2 separate regions of the Homo sapiens genome follow, and region 2 is linked to region 1. The links are chromatin contacts, found by Hi-C in ENCODE. All regions are on one chromosome and are shown on one strand. Each heading gives the region's core, a stretch centred on a gene start or an enhancer-like site at or near the end of the contact. The rest is flanking DNA. Distances are from core to core; before and after follow the strand shown.

Region 1 (3,106 bases), core at 299-2,798:
CGACCGTCCTCTACCTCGGTCTCAGTGGCAAAGCGATTCCAGCCAGTACCATGTGGGAAAAAAATCTCCTGACCCCCAGTTCCCCTTCCTTCTGATTTGGGGCCTGGAAAAATTAAGTCTCCATATGAGAAATCCTTTACGTATGAGGTGAGTGCTCAAGAGAGAGAAAGAGAGCGTGAGTCATTTCAGAAATCAGACCTGCTTTTCCGCAGGGTCACTGAAAGTTTCGATGTTCGAAGGAGGTGTGTATGTGGTTTGCCAAGCCCACTCATGGCTCAGACAGTGAGAGGTGACTGCCTTGGTATGTGTATTTCATGTTTAGTGCCAGAAATTACACGCACGGTGTCCGGGAACACAGTGGAGTATGCTCTGACCGACCTCGAGCCTGCCACGGAATACACACTGAGAATCTTTGCAGAGAAAGGGCCCCAGAAGAGCTCAACCATCACTGCCAAGTTCACAACAGGTACAAAGACACTGAGAGCTGGAAGCTCTCCCTTCTGGGGTGCCCACCCACAGCCTGCATCTTAAACAGGAACCGCTAGCCAGTTCTTCTTTCTTAAGTCAGGGCCTTGCAATGTGATTACATCAGCATCACTTAAATTCACCAGTGCCCACTCAGTCAAGGCCTGAAGAAACACACTATTTCCTTTTGAACTGAAATGACCTTGGTCTCCCCACGGGGAAGGAAAAGATTTTAAGAGGAGGGCTTTGTAAGTGGAAAAACAGTTCCCACTGGCCCTAAACCTAGTATTTAATGATCCACGTTCCAGGCAGGAAAATATTTTTGAAGAGGCATATTTTTTAGGCAATTTTTCCTAGATGTTTGTTAGGTTTCTATACATTGAGAGCTTTTTACAAACTATAGCAAGCAGGGAAACAGAGGAACCATCCTCTCTGTCAGGGTGAGTATTGATATTAGCATTCATCCATCCTCTTACTTAGAAACAAGGGGCTTGATAATGATGTTCACAGCTGTATACTTCTCTCTAAATCCAACCAAGGCCAGTTAGAAACATCCAGCCCTTAGGATGAGATAAACCATAGAGAATTTGTCTTTGGAGATCATCTGGCTCAACCACCTTATTTATACAGAGGAAGTTCTTGCCAAAGGTCACGTAGTTCAGTGGTAGGGAAAGGACTTGAACCCAGTCTTCTTGATACCCAGCCCGAATTTCTGCCCTACATTTGCTGATCTTATCCGATATTAATCATCCTGTCTTCTCCAGACCTCGATTCTCCAAGAGACTTGACTGCTACTGAGGTTCAGTCGGAAACTGCCCTCCTTACCTGGCGACCCCCCCGGGCATCAGTCACCGGTTACCTGCTGGTCTATGAATCAGTGGATGGCACAGTCAAGGTATTTTAAGTATATAACAACTCCTCAATGCTAGTTGAAGCATTTGCATGATCTTCAAAGTATGGAAGAATTACCTGATGCTGTTTTTCTACCCCAGTGCATCTGGGGAGCTGAAAAAAAAAATTAGTAGAGACTGGATGGCATGCCAGACCTTCTGAATCATACTCTCCAGCCTCTTTCATTTTAACCAGACTCCAGTTCTGATAGGCAGCCAAGATCAAGAACCACTGCTTACAAGACTTGAGGACATTTTAGGAGCTGGAATCTTGATCCTTTAATATTTTGTTGAACAAAGGCCAAAAGGTTTCTCTGCATGTTTGCCATATGTATTATCTCACAGATGGTATCTTTATATTATATATTGTAATATGTTTCACCGTGTTCTTATGATATCAACTGTTAATACCATTTTTATCCAGTGTTTATATTATTTATATTCGCTACCCAAGAATTTTCTTTCTTTTACCTTTTAATTTGAAATAACTTTAGATCTTCAAACAAGCGAAGGAGATTTCCTAAACTTTACCTTCCAAACTTGTTATTGAATTTTTCATTTTGGTTATCTCACTTTATATTTCCAAGATCTTTTGCTTGTTCTCCACACATTGATCTTTTTCTGGCATTTTGTTTGTGCTTCCTATATCATCATCTCTTTATCTCTAAGAATATGTTGCTGGTATTTTATTCTATATCCTGCACAGTGTTTGTTACAAGTTTCTTTGTTTTGCTGCTGTTGTTGAGTTTGGTTTGGTTTGGGTTTCTGTCTTTCATGTTGGAGACATCCACCCAATGTCTGTTGATCATGGTCTGTCTTTTTGTATTTGAACTAGGAATGAAAGAGCTAATAGGGAGTTAGCTCAGGCAGGGCTTGTCAACTTTGTGGCTCCCTGCAGAATGATTGGGCAAGTACCCACAGTTTTCTTGGGGGACCCCCAAATAACAGTGCCATAAAACCTGGCCTCTCACTGTGTACAAACTTTCATCTTATTATGTTTCCAGTGTAGCACCTCGGCCTCCTTGAAGGCTGAGCCTGGTGGATTTGAATCCGGACTTCCTCTCTGGCTCAACCTTTCCAGAGAGTAAACCTCAGCCTACCATCTGAATGGGAAAGGGCAGTCATTTAGACTGTTGGAGGGAATGAGGAGATCTTAGAGTCTGTTTCTTACAAAAAAGCTTCTAAACAAACCAAACCTTTGTTCAACCACACTCCACATTGGCCTTTAAAGACATCTCTGCTTTTGTACACATTCCTTTACTGAACTTGCTGGACTCTGTGACTTGCACCAAGCAGCCTCTGACTAGCTCTGCCCATGCTCCTTAGTTAACCTCAGCCTTCTTCATTCATTCCCCTCCATGGTCTCTCTACCACTCACTTTCTATCTACCAAGTTTCTGGCACACCTGTTGCTGTCTCCTCTCCCATTCCCCTCATCTTCATGGATTTATACCTTACATTCTCTTGCTCTCTTTTTAGTGGGTTTTAGAAGCAAGTAGAGATGAGTGGCTGTATCCAATCTGTCATATTTAACCAGAACTGGACACATTGCTAATAACTATCATGCCCCTTCCTGGAATTGATATAACAATGAACTATCTCACTGTGTGAGCTGAAGCAAATCCTTTATCTTCTCTGGGTGTCAGTGTTCCCATCTGTAAAATGAATGCCTTGGACTTATCCATCTTTAAGGTCTTCTCCTTGTCAGGCATTCTAGGATTCTGTGTTTACCTGAATCATGAGTCTCATTTT
Region 2 (3,196 bases), core at 213-2,712, 1.9 Mb before region 1:
CATACATGGACAGGTCAAGGGTGTGAACTAGCACAAGGTTCTCTGTCTCTGAGCCCATTGTGTGACCCCTTCTACTCCACTGGACTTGATGGACAGATGACTGATGGATACAGATTGAGCTACAGCTCTGCCACTAATGAGCTAAATGACCTTGGACAAGTCTCTTATCTGCTCTAAGTTTCAGTTTTTCTATCCAAGAATGTGAGCAACTAACCTGATCACACTGTTGAGGCTTTAAACCATCAAGGATCAAGTGTTGAGCACATAGTGCAGGGCTTTGCACTCAGGAGATGCTCAATACAGGGAACCCATCTTTTTTGTTGTTGTTAAAAAAACAAAAAATCAAATATTCTTTAGGCAGCAGCTACCCTAGAGGACAATGAAACCTGTCAGCATTCTTGTTGGACAGCTGCCTGGTCTCTGTAATTCGGGTCCTAACCAGGAGCTAGAAAATTAACTTGGAAACTGAGGATGCAAAAATGAGTGTCTCATTCTGGGTTCCTCTGGGTCTCTCTGCCTTCCTCTGAGCAGATGCTGGGCTCCAGCAACACCTGGTACCTGCAGAACTCTCAGGAAATTGGCTTGGCTAGAATGTCTTAATAGCCTGCTCTCTAGCCAAAACAATTTGCAGTGGGAAAAGCAAGGGTTTAGAAGTCAAACAGATACAGATTCAATTGTAACTATAACACAACCTCTCTTTGTGGCTTTGGGCACCCCACTTAACCTTGTTAGGCCTCAGTTTCCTTATCAGTAAAATGTGATAATTACACCTTATTTTCAGTTAAGCCAAAGAATGATTCACTGCTGCCAAACAATCTCAGCTAATAAATGCTGTTATTTGCCTCAGTGGGTGGGGGAGTTAAAATCACAAACTGTCCTTTCCATAGCAGACATTTGCAGATCTATTGGGTCGGAGATGGAGAACTGGGAGTCTCCTCCACCCCTTCCTTTTATAATAGAGAAGCTAAGGAACAGAAATGACATGGCCTGGCCCAAGGTCGCACTGTGGGACAATAAGACGGGCCACCTGGATCCCTGTCAGAGGGTCTTTCACATTTTGTTAGGCTACATGTCAACAGCCCAGGTCAGCACAAATGTCCCTTGTTTTCAGAGTCACCGGTGGCTGAGCAGTAAGTAATTGGGCCCCTCCTCAAAGGCTGTAATCAAAGGCAGCCTTGAGCTTGGAGGCAGCTCCAACGGCGATTGCTCGGCTAGCTGAGGAAGAGGCTTGAGGCCAATATCAGCGGCCCTGGGCTCCTGACAGCAGGTGTGGATGATGAATGGGCAGCTTAACATGATGGAGCAAATTGATCATTTCATCACTGACCACAACTTATTCATTTCTGCAAAGACGGCAATTCATTACCCTGCATGTCACGCTGCCCATGTCATTGCCAGAGATAAAAGCCTGAGGCCTCACAGCCTGTGCCTCTCATCACATCTCACCTCTTCTTAAAGGGAGAGAAAGAATGCGGAAATTGAGAGCCAGATGCTCAAGGCTGCTCCAGGGCCCTTATTCTTGCCAGATCCTGGAGGCCATTTCTTCTTCACCAGGAAATGAACAGGAATGAACCCCAAGAGCTTCTAAGCCAATCAACAATAGCAAATGCATTGCATCTTTGAGGCCAGCCTTATACTCTCTGGAGCATAAGGCCGAGAAGGATTCTGTGGCTGCATGCGAGCCCAATAGGAATGAATGCCAGAATTGATTAGTCATGTCTATGGTAGGTCTAGAGTAAGTAGTCAGACATACCCCATGCATTACTATTCATAAAGTCGTGGTGGTGGTTGGGCTATTTTCTGCAACTCTCAAATCATGTCAAGTGCTCACTAGCATTAAGAATAAACTAAAAGGCAGTTACAAATACAGTAATGCAGTTATAATCAAGTAATGGAAAAGCTTACATATTATTGTGATTTTAGTCAATACAGTTGCTCTCAGCTATAGTGGCACAACCCACAGGCTTTGACCACATGAGTTATTGGGTAAGTCCCAAGAAATGTAACAACAAAAATAGTCACATTACTCAAGTTACTCTGATTTTTAGTATTTGAAACTATGGGGTTAGGTAAGTTGTCAGAAATGTAGTGCTAATAATAGTCTAATTACTCAAGTTTCAAAATATTTTGTCTTTTGGAGGGATTTTTTAAAATGCAATGGATATGACCTTAGAAGTAAAATAACATCTCCCACTTGTGTTTGGGGAATGTTACCTTGAGTGGAAGAGAGAAAAGTGAGATCATAGATAACTTGCTGGTGATTGCATGCTTACAGATCCCCTACTGATCTTAACCATGGTGCCTCCCATAGCTTCTGCCACCAAATACCAATACCACCCTCTCCTACTCATCTCTAGAGTGTGGCTTGCTTCCTATCTAAGGGAAATCTCTCTGCCTGACCCTGATCTCATGCACTTCAGTTTATTGAAGGACCTTGTTCTACTGATCATACCTTCCCTCTCCTTTATCTTTGTAGACTCTATTCACAGTCTATGCCAAAACCAAACCTAACTGACTTAACTATAAATGGGAACCAACTGTTCCACATGATTGGTGATGATGCTGTGTGAGAGATGGGCTCATACATGGCAGTATCTACAACCACAGATCTTTTTTTTTTTTTTTTTTTTTTTTTTTTTTGAGACAGAGTTTCACTCTTGTTGCCCAGGCTGGAGTGCAGTGGCGTGATCTTGGCTCACTGCAACCTCTGCCTCCCAGGTTCAAGCTGTTCTCCTGCCTCAGCCTCCCAAGTAGCTGGGATTACAGGCGTGCGCCACCATGCCAAGCTAATTTTGTATTTTTAGTAGAGACAGGGTTTCTCCATGTTGGTCAGGGTGGTCTCAAACTCCAGACCTCAGGTGATCCACCCACCTCAGCCTCCCAAAGTGCTGGGGCTACAGGCGTGAGCCATCACATATGGCCTAGTTCTCTCTATCTCTTTCTGTCTTATCTCAGTTCCCATCTCTGTCTTGACCACATTGTTTCTGTGTCTTCCATAGGTATGGGGCATGGGCACCAGGAGCTGTAGAGACACATTCTTACATCTTTAACATAAAGGAAACAGAAAGAATCTATCTTCCTCCATATGTTGTATAAAATTCCAAGGAAGGATTTGTTTTGTCCCAGCCAAGGACACTTACTGCAAAGGGGAATCAGGTGCTATGACTGGCCAGATCTGGCATGTACTATGGCCAGG

Evidence for each region. A loop is a pair of places that touch in the nucleus more often than their neighbours do. Pooled maps may share reads with other maps.
Region 2: a pooled map shows a loop between it and region 1 (9-fold over the local background). The contact joins two enhancer-like sites. A Hi-C loop is called at or near these places in 2 of 37 single-sample maps with no recorded cell type and 2 of 50 pooled maps.

Annotation. Positions count from the first base shown.
Region 1 is chr9:115,033,458-115,036,563 of GRCh38, reverse strand. It overlaps TNC (tenascin C), which reads left to right. Exons shown (of 28, transcript NM_002160.4): 21 at 323-466; 22 at 1,230-1,360. Among named protein-coding and RNA genes, the nearest start is that of TNC, 83 kb to the left of the region's middle. RefSeq lists an enhancer at 1-1,178. Within about 2 kb of position 1,548, at least 9 of the 41 ENCODE cell types and tissues checked have a DNase peak (open chromatin) inside an H3K27ac peak, as active enhancers do.
Region 2 is chr9:116,950,782-116,953,977 of GRCh38, reverse strand. All of the region lies in intron 10 of ASTN2 (astrotactin 2), which reads left to right. Among named protein-coding and RNA genes, the nearest start is that of SNORA70C, 230 kb to the left of the region's middle. Within about 2 kb of position 1,462, at least 3 of the 41 ENCODE cell types and tissues checked have a DNase peak (open chromatin) inside an H3K27ac peak, as active enhancers do.